Linked DNA regions of Homo sapiens: region 2 is linked to region 1. Evidence: read pairs that join two places in POLR2A ChIA-PET (ENCODE). Cell type or tissue: Panc1. All regions are shown on one strand.

Region 1 (8,000 bases):
TTTTCTTCTTATGTGGGAGACAAGTGTAAGTGACTGACCACCATTGAAATGACTTTACTAAGTAGACCCCTGTCCTCTTGCTAACCTTTCTCTTTATTCAGCCTCGGAAAATCCAGATGTTTCTTGTTCTCTATAATCACCTTCCTTGATGCAAACCTTGGCCTCTTCACCAACTTCTTGGTATATTCCCTTTCCTTTCCAGGGGCAAAGCCCCAGGGGATCTGTGTTTTTAACCAGTGTTCCAAGTAATTTTTGATATTAGGCAACTTTGAGAAAATCTGTTCAGAATTTCTTCAGGGACCACCTTGAGGAGGCAGGAGAAAAGCAAGAGCTTGGATCATATATCCATCGTGTACATTCTTTATGATGTGAATACCATAGTTTAGGTAGTGATTCTAGCTAAAGCAAGTGGCCATGTTTCTTTCACCTGTTTCACTTAGACCAAGTCTGCACTTAACTCTTCACATGTGGCTTCTACATGAGTTTTCGTCAGAAACAAAGATCCTGTTGCTCAAGATGTTTGAAAATCAGAATTGTGAATCCATTACTATCTCTGACTTTCCTAGTCTCCTTATCTATTCCCATTGAAATAATATACTCGCAATGAGTCTAGAATTCCTCAGCTACTTGATGATTAAGACTTGAACTCTGTTACTGAGGGCTTACTATGTGATAAACTCTATTCTATGCATTGAACAAACCCTACAAAGTCTTTGTCTTTATCTTAATTTCAAACGGGGGATTTAAATAATAAAATAAATAGGTAACTTTTTAGAATATTAGAAAGTATTTAGTGTTATTGGGAAAAATAAATCACAGAAAGAGGAATGGGGAGTCCCAGAATTGGAGAGAGAAAGAGAGATAGCAAGAGAGACAGTGTGGTGTGTGCATGCACATAATTTTAAATAGGAAAGAAGGAAGTCCTCACGAGATGACCACACAGTGAAGCCCTAAAGGAGGCAAGGGAATAAGCAATGTGGATATCTGGAAGAAATGCATTCCCAGGCATAGGAAATCACAGCAGATGTTTACTTAGTATTAGTAGAATGAATGGATAAAAATGTAGGAATTCCTTTACCAAGATAGTTTTCTGCTCTTGGAACCATCTCTCCCATCTCTTCCCTGTGGATTGTTAAAGTGAACGGCATTTGCTTGCATTAAGATCACCACCTAGACTATGGTATTCAAATAATTAAAACATATATATTACAGACATGATCTAAGCTCTTCTTCACAGTTGAAGAAACTGAGAGCCAAAGAGGGCATATGATTTGTCTGAAGTCATAGGGCTAATGAGGGATAGGGTAGAACTAGAGCTCAGGTTTTCTAAATGCCAGCCTCAAGTTGTTTTTGGTTGAGAAGATCTTTTATATATAGACCAGAAATCTAATTGAGTACTTTTCTTATGTAAATGTTTTCTTAGTGAATGTATACTTTTATAATAATAATGTGACCAAGTTTCTTAATAATACATTCTTTTTCTTTGAATACTGCGTCTGAGTTCCCATACCTCCATATGTCCCTATAAGGAGAAAAAATGAAGAAGGAAAAGGGGAGAAGGGAAGAGGGATTGATGAAGGAGAAAATTGAATGAAAAGTAACATGATGTGATACAAGCAACTCTCACGTAATCCCAAATCTTCCTAAACCTTAGTTCTTTCTAATGTTATAAGAATATTTCAACTTCTTAACAATTCTGAAATGGAACAATACATGTATTTTTAAATGAAAACTTTAATGTGCCTATTCTTTATGGCACGCTTTTATTAACAAATAAAGAAGTACTCATCATCGTTATCAATTAATGGAATCTCAACGGGTCAGATTGTGATAGCTTGGTGTTTACTGCTTTAACATGATATCCCCTAAAACTTCAAATCCAAATTCCACCTGGTCATTCTGTCTAGTTCTACTTAAACACACTGCTTTCCCTTCCCATCTTATTTGGTAATGCGATCTCCATTTCCTCTACCATTTAATCTTCCCTGAGAATCACTGCTGTTTCTGACATCTGTTCCTTTCCCATCCGCCTCTGTGAACTGAGATAAAGAGAAAATTTTCAAGAAATATAAAGCTCATCTGTCAACTTACTTCCCCTACCACCTGTCAGAGGCCTCACTGCCTCCCCCATGTGCACTCTTAACTCTACATGCACTTGAAGCATTGATTCTTGAGCTCTCTTTTTTGAGTTTTCCCCCATTCTCCATATTTTTAATATTAACTCTTTGTATATTGTATTTATTCACAATGTATCTGATCACTCCCCATTATAGCCAATTTGTATACAGCTCCTCTGTCATAATTTCTGTTATATCAGAAGGCTGGTATTTCAAGAAACTCCTATCTAGCCCTGAAACTCAAAGGCTCAACTTTAGGGTTTAACCTACAATCTGAGTGTTTGAAGAGATACCACAGCTGCTACAGCTGCCAAAATGGGTATGGAAGCAAACAACCCTTTCTCTTCAATGACATCATCATATTTGTTCATGTCCTTAAAATATTTAGGCTGGATTAATGCAATGAATTCTGGGTTTGCTCTCCTCGAAGACCTCCTGTGAGATTTAGTTAGCTTGCCTACTTTAGAACCCTGGCCAGATGAGCCATGTTTCCCTTACTCTACACAGCTTACTTGCAATCTAGAAAAAGCTGACTTTAAACTGAATTTCTTTTAAAAAATTCCCTGCTCATGTGTATTTTCTCAGGGTCTTCTATTTTGAGAGTAAAATTAAGATATAAATCTCCTATGTAAAATGTACCTTTCCCACCCTCTACTGTCACCCTTCAGGAAAAACAAAACAAAATATCCAAATAGCTTCTTGTTTGCTGGGGAAGGCAGATTTAAATTAAAGGAGCTACAGCCTGGTTTTCTCTAGCTACAAGGAGGGCATGGAAGAGTGCTCTCCATCAAGAACTTTTCTACATCTTCACCTTGTGTCTGTCTCCCTCTGACGCCTCTCAGATTGAGTCTTTTGCGTTCTAAAAAGGTCCAGCACCTCTGTGAAGGCTCCCTTGACTGACTTTCCTCTTCCCTCTCCTACAGTTCACCAGGCCCATTACCCTCATACACACCTAGATGTACACTCTCTTAGCTGGAAAATAGTAGTCACTGTCTTCTCTGTATATAATGCTATAAAAATGATCACTTTACTGTTTCATATCAAGCCTCATTGTTTACAAGTCTATTTTACATATTAGAACTCTTGAGAGCGTCTTCTTTTTTTTTTTTTTTTTTTTTTTTTGAGACAGGGTATTCCTCTGTCACCCAGGCTGGAGTGCAGTGATACTGCAGTGCAGTGATGCAATCTCAGCTCACTGCAGCCTTGACCTTCGGGGTTCAAGCGATCTTCTCACATCAGCTTCCTGAACAGCTGGGACCAGGGGTGCATGCCACCATGCCCAGCTAGTTTTCTTTTATTTTTTATTTTTTGTAGAGATGAGATCTTTCTATGTTGCCCAGGCTGGTCTTGAATTCCTGGGCTCAAGCAATTCTCCTACCTCAGCCTCCCAAAGCACTGCGATTACAGGCATGAGCCATTGTGCCCAGACAAAGGTTTCAATTTTCACGCTTCCAGATACCATGCCTAACACATTACATAAACTCAAGGCAAGTTTGTTGAAATAATTAATTTAATTTTTAAAACTAAAGTATTAATAATGCATGCACATGATAACAGTTCATAGTTTTGAAGAAGGTGTGATGAGAAGCAAGTCTCCCGCTCCAACCCTCTTTACCTCTACTTCAAAGAGAAATTTCTTTTAATTTCTCTTTAGATATTCTGATCCATAACACTATATTATATGCTTATACTTTTACTTCTCAACTTAACCACTTTAGACAACAGTTACTGACTCTTCTTATTAAAGAGGAGGTTATAGCTCACTCATAATACCTCTTAAAGTTTTCCTCCCAACAGTCAATAGATATGCAAGTCCACAATTCCTTATCTGAAGTCCTTGGAGCCACATATATTTCAGAATTCAGATTTTTTTTAGAATTTATAAAGGTAATATTTTGTATATATCATATACCACAAACCCCCACGTTTCTATAGTAAAATATGCAAATACTCACTTAAGTGGGATAAATATTGTAAATAACATCATATTAGTGCAAATCAGATATGCCAACAAAAAACTTGCCAAAAGTTGTCTTCTTCACCTTGTTACAGTGAAACCACAAATTACCTCAATTCCTCAGTCCTCCTTACCCTTACTCATTAATTTTAATGTTACCAGTGTAACAAAGAACAAAATTCTTTCACTTTAAAAAAAAAAATCTTCATGTACATAATCCAAACCCAAACCATCCAATTATTTAGTTTCTATTAATCTCACTATTTAATTCTCATTGGGCTACAGAGCTATTTTCTTATTAATTGCTTTTCTTAAGAGTCTGGCTCAACATGCCAGTGTTCTTCTTTTACTCTCTTCCTATTTGACTGTTCACTAAAGTACTCTCTGTAATGATATAACACTGAGATTATGTCTAGAGAATAGAATTAAATTCCACAAATGAAAAGGACACTTTTGAAACCCTCAAACATGTAGGAAACATTTTAAATAGCGGATAACCAGATTCTATAGACCATAATCTATTTTAGCAGGAATAAATATACTACAGAAATTTTTCCTACCTCATTATCTAAAATACGCTGAACAAATATAGAATGTTATTCACTATAAAACTAGCTTATAATAATTCAGGAAAGACACAGCTGTTAACCATTCTAGTTTAAAATATGATCATGAACATAAGAAGACAGGTAGTTTATGTATTTTTCCAAATGCACTCATTGTGATTTCCCTCCCACAACCATCCCATACATTTCTTTACAAAGTTTTGTCTATTCCTCTCAGTCTTTTTCCTGAGAGGAAGTCAACCATAGAATAAACTTTGGTTGATAGGCTGTAGTTAAAAAAGTAAGGAGAGAGTGGAGCACTGCCTGGTATATAGTAGATTGTAAGATACAGGCTAAATTTTCAGAAACAAAATTAGGAGAAGAAGAAAGAGAGTTTGAGAATAGAAACAACAAATGATCGAATAAGAGGCAGTGGGCACAAGAAAATAAAGTGTGAAGACAAAAGTCTATGAGGAAACACATCTCTAATGGAAAAGAGGCCTCCAGTCCATTTAGAGCCTTGTCCCATTGAATCTTCACTTACCGCTACACAAAAGGAGCCAGTAGGAGATTTTAAATATCTCTGAGAGTAAAGGACTGAACACAATTGGTTGGCAGGCCCCAGCCATACCAATACATGGCTTTCCACGAACCATGTTGTTTTTGGATCTCTGAAAGTAGCTTTTTAGTGCTGTTGCTCCTCAAAGGGACAGGGACCAGCAGCAAAATAAGAGTTAGTGGAAGTGCCCAAGCTCAGAAAGATTTCTCCACCTTTCCATATTTTAAGGGATAGTAGTGATGCTCTAAGAGTGAGGTGTAAGGAGGCTGAAGAAGGTGAGAGCATCTTAAATGCCACTATGTGGCTCATAGTGCTTGTGGACTATAATTATAGTGAGAACATTGTTTTATTAAGAAAGATTCCATTGATATTGTAACCAATAACTATAAATGTGTCACCCCAATTAATAAACTGAGATTCTTGCAAAGCTTTTAAATGACCTAATTTTTGAAAGATCAGAAATTTGGTTGGCTGGTAGTGAAATGAAATTTTAGTGTCATTTCCAGAATCCATTATGATAGTAAATATCTAGATACATATCCAATTACAGAGGGAAAATCTCTAGGTGGGAAAATTGGCTTATCTTGACTTTGAAATATGAACATAAACAAAGGTCACAGACATATTCAACAATTGCTTTGTGCTTTGTGTGGTTGCAGCATGTGTGTGTGTGTGTGTGTGTGCATGTGTGTGTGTGTATTCCCTCTACTCCCATTTCTTTTCTATGTTTATCCTAAAGAAACTTTAGCAATCACAGAAGTAAAAAGAACGTTACATTTGCCCAAGGAGTTAAATTCCATTTATAAGAAAGAAGCACTTACTAAAATGGATTAATCATTTTTCTCCAATTTGGCCTTGAGTGTTTCCAAGTAACCTTTTGAATTTAAGAGATCAACAAGTAGTTTTCGGCTTCAGACATAAACTGATAAATTGAAGTCTTTTATCTAGTCATGACTTTAGCATCCATCACAAATGACGAAGCCAGGTTTTTATTTCTGCTTATTTTTAAATGGGGAGGGAAAATTTTCAGGAATAAATAGATCAATACTCACTGGTTAATGGGCAGTGTAATCACTACTATGGTAGACCATGCCTCAGATAAAGTCACTAATAAGGAAGTCAAGTACTTCACATTTTACACAGACTTGTCTTTAAACATTTTTAGGGATAAACTGTATAAAATACATGTGAATCTTCCAAGGGAATTATACCTTCGATGGAGAAGCCACTCCTGAATATGATTTCCCAATAGATTATTATATTTGGATGAGATATGGAATGCTGCATCTAATTTTATAACTAAATGGTAAATTTCTTGATTCTGTTCAAGTTTTCTTATGCCTCTGATTTCCTTGACAGCAGGTTTGAAAAATATATGTCTGCAGCTTTGTTCTACCCCTGATCTGGTCCCTTACTTTTCTTTTTTTTTTTTTTAATTTTATTATTATTATACTTTAAGTTTTCTTTCTTTTTTTTTTAAAGAGAGTGTTAAGAATAAATTATAAATTGAATTATCAGATATTTTCAAGAAAATAACTCAAGGCTTTATAACTCTTTAGGATTTATAAGAGCCAAATCTGCTTAAAATTAGAATTAAGCCTCATGGCCTAAAGATTCACACAGTGGTTCAACAGCTAGGTTTCTGACGCATCAATTACCTGGCTCTGCCTTGTAAGCAGTCACAGGGACTAACTCTTAGTTAGTTCCAGTAAGAGAAGATGACTATTGAGTCCAACGAATATGTACAATTTCAAAAGAAAATTTATAGTTTTACCTTAAAAATTTGTTTTTGCTATTCCTCTCATTTTTTTATCTTCCAATTTTTGCTCTGATATCTTCCAAAGCTTTTATCTTCCAATTTTTTTCTCTGATAAAATTAACTGCCTCTGATTTCCCTGATTTTCAACCTTTGGATTGCTCCTTAATTTAAAACATACATACATAATAAAGACTGGAGCTTGAAAACTTCGCTAAGTTTATGTCATCCTCTTTGGGTTCTTATGCATTCAAAAATCATTCTATTTCCCAGCAAGCATACCTTATTTGATGCCCATAGAGATCTGTGCATGTGGACACCGGGGCATATGCACATACTACTTATAACCAAGAATTTAAGTTTGCACTCCAAAGAGAAGTTACCAAATGGCAGCATTTCTGGAGAACATTGTTATTTTATATGTTCCAGAAGCCAAGAGGATTCAAGTTGCTATTCAAAAGTGCAATAGACATGGTCTCTGCCCAATCAGCTTGGAAACAATGACTACTAAAAGAGTCTACACATATTGGCCAGGATTATTACAGTCAGAACCAATACTAAAATGTTCCACTGAAATATCCGAACACTCGTCTTTAGGTTTAAATGTGCTTACTTGATATTTGTTGAGCATCTATAATTGAAATTTCCAAATAGTTGCATATTGTTTATGAAATTGGTCTCAGTTTCCTAACAGTATTAACTTACGTTAACATATGTGAATATTTACTAGGTAAGGATCAATTACTTCGGCACTTTACACCATAGATCTGTTTTCTGCATTTTTGTCTATTTGGTCCTTTCTCTGATCAATATGCCCTCCACTGGCAGCTGTAAAAGGAAAGAAGGACTAATTTAAAATACACTAATTGCAGGTATTTTCTCATTCTCTCAGTGTTACTATTGAAAAAAAATGGCTGATTTATAAGTATTAATTTTTTCAGCGATCTTTCTATACCCACACTCCTATGCATTTACTTTTAAATTTATATCCTAGCTTGTTCCCAGTCATTTTTATAGCTGCAGGATATTAACTATAGTATATAATAATTAAGTTACTGTAAGATTC
Region 2 (8,000 bases), 150 kb before region 1:
ATAAATGGAATTTTTCTTTTACGTGAGTAATTGCAGAGAGCAACACTTCCTTTTCTCTAACCCCAGTTCTAACCAAATTCTCCATTGTGCTCTTTTCTGTATGTATATTGTGTATGACTATATTTTTTCTTTGTTTAAATTATAGGATTGCAATAAGGTTCTTTGCAGTTGAAGCACTGAAATGACAGCTGTTTATCATTATCCTCATCAAGGAAATGTAAAATAAAAATAGTAATTTGTCTCTGATCTTTGAGGCAAAAAAGAATGGTCTGCAAACATTTAACCTTTTATGTGCAGGTTCAATGATGCTGTTTAAAAAACGTGAATAATATTGTAGAAACCAGCTTGTTTCTAAAAAATACAATAGACAGTCCTTCCTATTGCAGTTTTTAAAAATAGCTATTGAGAAATCTAATTTAACCAATAAAAACACCAGCATTGTAAATGTGAAGTCATTTATAAAAATTACCATAACTTACTTTCTCCGAAATTATTTGCATGGTATTTAAGAAACAGGCTGTTATATAAAGTTTTAAGTTATTTAAAACATATTTTTATAACTACTATTATTATTTTTGTTTTTAGAGACAGAGTCTTGCCCTGTCATCCAGGCTGAAGTGCAGTGGCGTGATCATAGCTCACTGCAGTCTCGAACCCCTGAACTCAAGGGATCCTCCCATATAGCTGTAACTACATGCCACGCCCAGCTAATTTTGCCTTTTTTTTTTTTTTAGAGATGGGGTTTTGTTATGTTTCCCAGGCTTATCTCAAATTCCTGGCTTTAAGCGATGGTCCCGCCTCAGCCTCCCAAGTAGCTGAAAATTTTAATTTAAAAGCTTTCTTTTAAAGGTTTACTACTTTAACAGGTGAGGGAATGAAAGTGTTGAATCAGAAATAATTCTCACCATACCTTGGGGCGTCTATTATAGAAGCACTGGGCTTGACTGGAATGTCTTTCAGGTGTTTTGTTTTTGTCTTTTCCCTTTCCTTAAATCTCTTATTTAATCATGTCATAGACTTATTTGAAGACTTTTTCTTAGTAAATCAGGTCATCACGATGAAAACACTGTTACCATGGTAACGTACCTGTGAATTTTTCCAGCCCTACATTATCAAGAATGGTTTCACTGAAAACCTCTCTCCACTGCCAATCATTCACTTCTAATTTGATGAGGCTGGAAGGGTATGGGTTAAGATAGTGTTGATGATGCTCACCCCACCACCAACAGTGGTCTACAAATACTGTGAGACAAAACATGTGTTTCCAAAAGCTACCAGGATGACCAAATATAGTCCTATGAGAAATGCCTTACAGACATAAAACAATTGTGCTATTGATCATGATGAAGGCTGTTTTTGACTCAGAGCGATTCCTCTGCTACTGTTAATTCTGTAACACCATCATCATCATGTTTACATACTCAAATAATGAAATACTATAATCACAAGAAAAACCCCCGTGGTTTCATTTATAAGAAGATAACACTTAAAGATTAGGGGGAAAATGACACAAGAGTAATCTATATTTTAGGAATTCTACTTCCATCACCTAAAAACTTGTAACTGTAAAGAAATTTTAAATTATTGTATCCTTTATACTATTTGTTTAACAGGCACTTTTAAAGCTCATTCAGTTTAGAATCAGGGTATTAAGGGATTATAAGGTCTACGCAATAAAGAACTAGGTCTGTTTACAAAGATTGAAAGATGGACAAAGGTATGAAACAAAAATCACAGATATTGTAAAGCAAAATCTGTCAATTGTTTTGTTCTTCAAAATCATTTACATGGATGAGTATAGATGCACTATATCAAAGTTAATAAAGTCCTAGAGAAAGCAGGGGCAATAAAATTCAAATAATATGAAAGCAGCATGGGCCGTCATAATAAACTACATAGCAAAATAATAGCATAGGTATGCAGTTGATCTTATTTACCTTTTCTTTACATTATGAGGAAGAAAATCTTTCAAAGTTCAATGTAAATACAATTACACTTGCTTTACATGTAAAAACTTCTTAGTAAAAACAAAATAATACAAAGCATTAAAGCAACCAAAAAAACCACACACAACTGTAAAATTCTGTGAGTAGAATCATTTCTTTCTGGAGTACAGAAGAAAAACGAAGCCGTTAAAAAAGCAGCTATAATCAGGGGTTTTAAGCTTCCCTGATGTTCACTGAATACTGTAGTTGATAAAGCTGTCACCTACATCCAACTACAGAACTCCCGAAAGGCCTGAAGATAACTTTTTCAACTATTCCTACACATGAATTACTGAGTGCACCTTCTCAGACATTCCCAGGGCCCAAGAGCCTTAGTAGATGATCAAGATTAAAAAAAGACCTGAAGGCTGTTTTAGGAAATTTAAGTTAATTTTTGTTGAAAGGAAAGATGAAAACAAAATCAGAAGAAATTTGCTAGGTTGAGCTGTTGCAAATTTCTTGTTTCCAATATTCAAAGATAGAACATTATGTGATAATAGCACCAGACCACAGCTGAGTCATCATACAGACAACACGTACATGTCCCAAAGTTGGGGAGCTACTTCCAAAGTTGCCAAAACCAGAACTTCTTCTGTCACTGTAAATGCTCATACCCAACTAAAAAATAAATTAAAATTTAAAGGAGCTTATCTCAATTTAGGCAAACCTTTAGTTTACAGAAAAATAACTTTGTGAAGATGATAAAAATATACTGAGAGTTCTATAACTACTAATATTCTGAAGAAGATTGCTTAGACAAAGATCTATATTCTTGGAGTAATAATCATTGGGTCTGGAGTTTTTTTTCTTTTGTTACTTCTCTCTCTCATTCTTCTGAAATTGAATGTGTGTATGTTGCCTGTTTGACAATCTGGAGGATGTAAAGTACAAAAAAACAAAACTATCTTTGCTTTACCCTAATTCTGGTATTTACCTTGGCTATCAGATTTGTCTACATTTTATAAAGTGGCAAAAACAAAGAGAGTCAAGATTGCTTAAAGATCAACAACTATGGCTGCATTTATAATAAAAATTAAAACTATTCTAAGGCAAATTTTATAGAAGGATGCAATTATTATTTGAAACAATTCTGTATTATTTTAAATTTTGTAGTGTATCAGATTGTCCTGAGTGCTTTATTAATAAGATTTGTAAGTATTACGTGAGGTGTAAGAGATAAAGCTGATGTTGGTTTTTAAAAGCTTTTTTCCTTAGACTATTTTTAAAGTAGTTTAGGAGAAGAAATCAGATTGCAACTGCTAGTAAACATTAATGAGTTTATAAGTCTAAATGACTTTTATGACTGGGATCAAGATGTTTCTTTACAAAGCAATAAGGTGACAGGAGACTAAAGATGCGAATTTTGCTAAGAAAGCATTATTACTGCATGTATTTACATTGTCCCTCAAATTTCTCTTTTTTTAACCATGGCTTCAAAATTTCTACAAATACTATTGTTAGTGAGTACTATGTTTTTTCCTCTGCCAATTGTTTATGTCTATTTAATCCATATAAACACTTTTAGAATAGACATAATGCTTTCTGAATTAAAGGTGTTTTAGTTAAATGAAATATTTGATAAAATGGCTTTTCTTAAAAATTCTCATCACAGGCCATGGTGGCTTGTGCCTGTAATCCTAACACTTTGGGAAGCCAAGGTGGGTAGATCACTTGAGCTCATGAATTTGAGACCAGCCTGGGCAACATGATGAAACCTGGTCTCTACAAAAAATTTAAAAATTAGCCAGGCATACTGGTGCATGCCCGTAGTTCCAGATACTCAGGAGGCAGAGGTAGGAGGATCACTTGAGCCTGGGAGGCAGAAGTGGGAGTGAGCCGAGATCACACCACTGCACTTCAGCCTGGGTGACAAAGCAAGACTCTCTTTCCAAAAAAAAAAAAAAAAAAAAAAAAAATTAATTACAAGATTTCATACTACATTGGGGGCCAAATGAATCAAAAGTGATATGGTAACATTATCTATCTAATTAAATATAATTTCTAGCAATATTCTTTAATCACTTATAAACTACCTGGCAATAAACATAAAATAGAAAGGGCATGACACATAGTTTTAGAGGGTTCATAAATGAATGCATATGGCTTAAGGTAGCATATAAGATAGCTTCACATAACATCAAGGTGGTATGTTTAAGATAAAAGATGAATTAAAAATAAATGAAATAATTCTGGATGGTAAATCTTGCTGTTTTAATAGAATTCTTGTCAAATTTAATTATATTTTTCATATTATTGTGAATACCATATTCTACCATCTGTAGGAGGATTACCAAATCACAGAAGCTATAAGAAAAACTGGATCATACACCTATTTGCAGAATTCATCAAATATAAGTTTGTAGGGACATGGATGAAATTGGAAATCATCATTCTCAGTAAACTATCGCAAGAACAAAAAACCAAACACCGCATATTCTCACTCCTAGGTGGGAATTGAACAATGAGATCACATGGACACAGGAAGGGGAACATCACACTCTGGGGACTGTTGTGGGGTGGGGGGAGGGGGGAGGGATAGCATTGGGAGATATACCTAATGCTAGATGACGAGTTAGTGGGTGCAGCACACCAGCATGGCACATGTATACGTATGTAACTAACCTGCACAATGTGCACATGTACCCTAAAACTTAAAGTATAATAATAAAAAATAAATAAATAAATAAATAAATAAATAAAAAAGTAAAAAAAATAAAAAATAAAAATAAAAATAAATAAAAATAAAAATAAAAATAAAAATATCTGCCTGACTTAGACAGAATACCCTGAATGCTCAATCCACTTTGGTTTGAGGGAAATGTGGAATAGTGATTAACAGTATGAACTACGGAATTAGATGACCTGTATTATATCTTGGCTCTGTCACTAATAAGCTTTGTGACTTTAGTGAGGTTAGTTAAGAAGTTACTCAACCTCTCTAAGCCTTAATTTCTGTGCTTATAAGTGGAGGTAATATATGCACATTATACATTTTATAGGACAGGGCAGGTGTGATATCACCAAGTGAGAATAATGCAGAAAAGGCACTTACCACAGTGTCAGACATATAGTAGTGCTCAAAAAAAGTGAACCATTTTTATTATTTGAGATAAATGATGTAAATGACATAAGCGACATCTCAGTTTACAATATTTATATATACGAGCTTGAATTAAAAAAAGAATTCAGAAGGTTCCTTGCAGACAGACTCTCCTTCTTTAAGCGTGTTTTCTAAATCAGAGAAATAAATCAGGCTACAATCTTACTAATGAACATTTGTGGGTTTATTATACCAAATGTGTCAGATTCTTTGCTACCTATCTGAATATGAGAACACTGACAATCTTCAGAAGCCCTTTCAGTTGTCAGCCCTGACATTTTGCAACTGGGAGAAAAGGAAAATGTATTTAAGTCAAAACTATTCCAAAATAGCAGGTATTTAAGGAGCACCAATTCACTGCAAGAATTCAAGAGAATTCTGCTAGACATGCTAGAAAAAGAATAGAGCATTAATGAATGAGAAAGTGGGCTAAAAGTGATGGCTTTTGAGAATTATTCCAAAGACTTTGTGATTCAGTAGTGTGTCAAACCCACAGATACAAACACTTCTATTCGTTCTGAAATTACCAGGCTGTAAAGAAAGATATATAGATTTGCTGGTCAAAAGACAAAAATAATAGCTTTCTCTGAAATGTTCCTAGGAAGGCAGACAAAGAAAATAATTAACAGTCATCAGTTTTCAAATGCCTTCACATATACCATCTCAGTAGATCCTCACAAATATCTTGTGAGACAGAAGTACAGGGAGAAATAAATGATATGGTATGGAGTTAGACCAGTTGCTTCTACCACTTACTAACTCTGGAGTCTTGGGCAGGTTAATTAATCTCTGTGTGCTTCAGTTTTCTCTCAAATAGAGTAATACTACTACCTAAAATCTTCAAAGGGTTGTTGTATGGATTAAATAAATTAGTAGTGTAGAAATTCAGAAGAGTACCTGGCACAAAATAATCACTCAACAAATGTAGGCTGTTATCCTCTCTTTTGTAGAAAGAAGAAATTAAAGAAAAGGTAAGGGCTATGCCTGAGATCATAAAGATAGTAAGATCAAAATAGAACTCTGGTCTAATTTTCTTTGTGCACATTTCATCTTCTTTATATAGCATCTCACTGCTTTTGCTTATTAGCAATACCAAAATAAAACTTAGTACTAAAAGGGAAATATAGTAGAAAATGGCAAATTATTTAAAATGAGAACTTTTTCTTATTCTTTCAACAGGTGATGATACAGTGTTTTGGTGTCCCAAAGAAATAAAATCCAGCACTGTCCAATTGAAGTATAATGCAAGCCACATTTCTAGTAGCCATATTTTAAAAAGTAACAATAAAGTGTTGAAATTTACCTTAATACTGCCTTTTTTAACCAAATAGGTCCAAAATATTATTATTTTGACAGGCATTATGAGTTGAGTTGTGTCCCCCACAAAATTCATGTTGAAGCCCTAACCAGCAGTACCACAGAATGTGACTATATTGAGAGATGGGGTTTTAAAAGAAGTAATTAAGTTAAAATGGTTTCATTAGGGTGGGCCCTAATCCAATATAACTGATGTTCTTATAACAAGAGGCAATATGGACATGGGCACACACAGAGGGAAGATCATGTGATGACATGAGTCAAGAAGAGAGGCCTCAGAAGAAACCAACCTGACAACACCTGGATCTCAGACTTCTACCTTCTAGAATTGTGAAAAATACATTTATCTTGCTTAACCCACCTAGTCTATGATAATTTGTTATGGCATCTCTAGCAAACTAATACAATATGTAATCAATTAATGAAAATAAAATGTATTAATAAGATATTTTGCATTCTTTTATTGTAGAAAGTATTGGAAATCTAATGTATATGTTACACTTACAGCACATCACAACTGGAACTAGCCACATTTCTTTCTCTTGCCAAATAGTACTGGCTAGAACTTCCAGTACTATGTTAAATAAGAGTAGAGAAAGTGGACATCATTGTCTTGTTCTAGTTCTTAGAGAAGGAGCTTCCAGATTTTCCTTGTTTAGTATGATGTTAGCTGTGGTTTTGTCATATAAGCCCTTTATTGTGTTGAGTTAAATTCCTTCTAATTTATTGAGAGTTTTTATCATGAAGTGATGTTGAATTTTGTAAAAATTTTTATCTGTATCTATTGAGATGATTATATTGTTTCTGTCCTTCATTCTGTTGATGTGATATACCACATTTATTGATTTGTATATGTTGAACCATCCTTGCATCCTTGAGATAAATCCCACTTGATTATGGTGTATAATCTTTTTGATATGCTGTAGTATTCAGTTTGCTAGTATCTTGTCAAGAGTTTTTGCATCTATGTTCATCAGGGATATTGGCCTGTAGTTTTCTTTTTTTTCTTGCATCCTTCTCTGGTTTGGCTTTGTAATGCTGGCCTCATGGAATGAGTTTGAAAAAATTCCCTTCCATTTTCTGAAATAGTTTGAGAAGAATTGGTGTTAATTCTTCTTTTAAGGTTTGGTAGAATTCAGCAGCAAAGCCATTTGGTCCTGGGCTTTTCTTTGTTGGGAGACTTTAATTACTGACTCAGTTTCGTTACCGAATTGTTGTTCTGTTCAAGTTTTCCATTTCTTCCTGGTTCAATCTTGGTAGCTTGTATGTGCCCAGGAATGTATCCATTTCTTCTAGGTTTTCCATTTTTTGGTATATAATTCTTCATAAAAGTCTCCAATAATCCTTTGTATTTCTGAAGTATCAGTTGTAATATTTCTTTTTTGTGGTATCAGTTGTAATGTTTCATTTTTTCATTATGGATTTTATTTATTTGGGTCTTTTTGTCTTAGTTTAGCTAATGGTTTGTCAATTCTGTTTATCTTTTCAGAAAACCAACTTTTTGTTCCCTTGATCTTTTGTATTGTTGTTTTAATCTCTGTTTCTGCGCTGATCTTTATTATTTCTTTCCTTCTAATTTTGGGTTTGGCTTATTCTTG

The links. Peaks named below come from ENCODE experiments on the same cell type or tissue, not always from the same donor. Only the 100,000 strongest peaks of a DNase experiment are listed, where the experiment ranks them.
Region 2: POLR2A ChIA-PET joins it to region 1 with 15 read pairs; 1 of 35 experiments calls an interaction of 5 or more read pairs at or near these places.

What each region holds. Positions count from the first base shown.
Region 1 is chr1:172,214,617-172,222,616 of GRCh38, reverse strand. All of the region lies in intron 14 of DNM3 (dynamin 3), which reads right to left. Among named protein-coding and RNA genes, the nearest start is that of DNM3OS, 74 kb to the right of the region's middle. In Panc1, no CTCF peak of the experiment used is centred here; no DNase peak of the experiment used is centred here; H3K27ac peaks cover 4,162 bases.
Region 2 is chr1:172,368,576-172,376,575 of GRCh38, reverse strand. All of the region lies in intron 17 of DNM3 (dynamin 3), which reads right to left. Among named protein-coding and RNA genes, the nearest start is that of C1orf105, 48 kb to the left of the region's middle. In Panc1, no CTCF peak of the experiment used is centred here; no DNase peak of the experiment used is centred here; H3K27ac peaks cover 5,593 bases.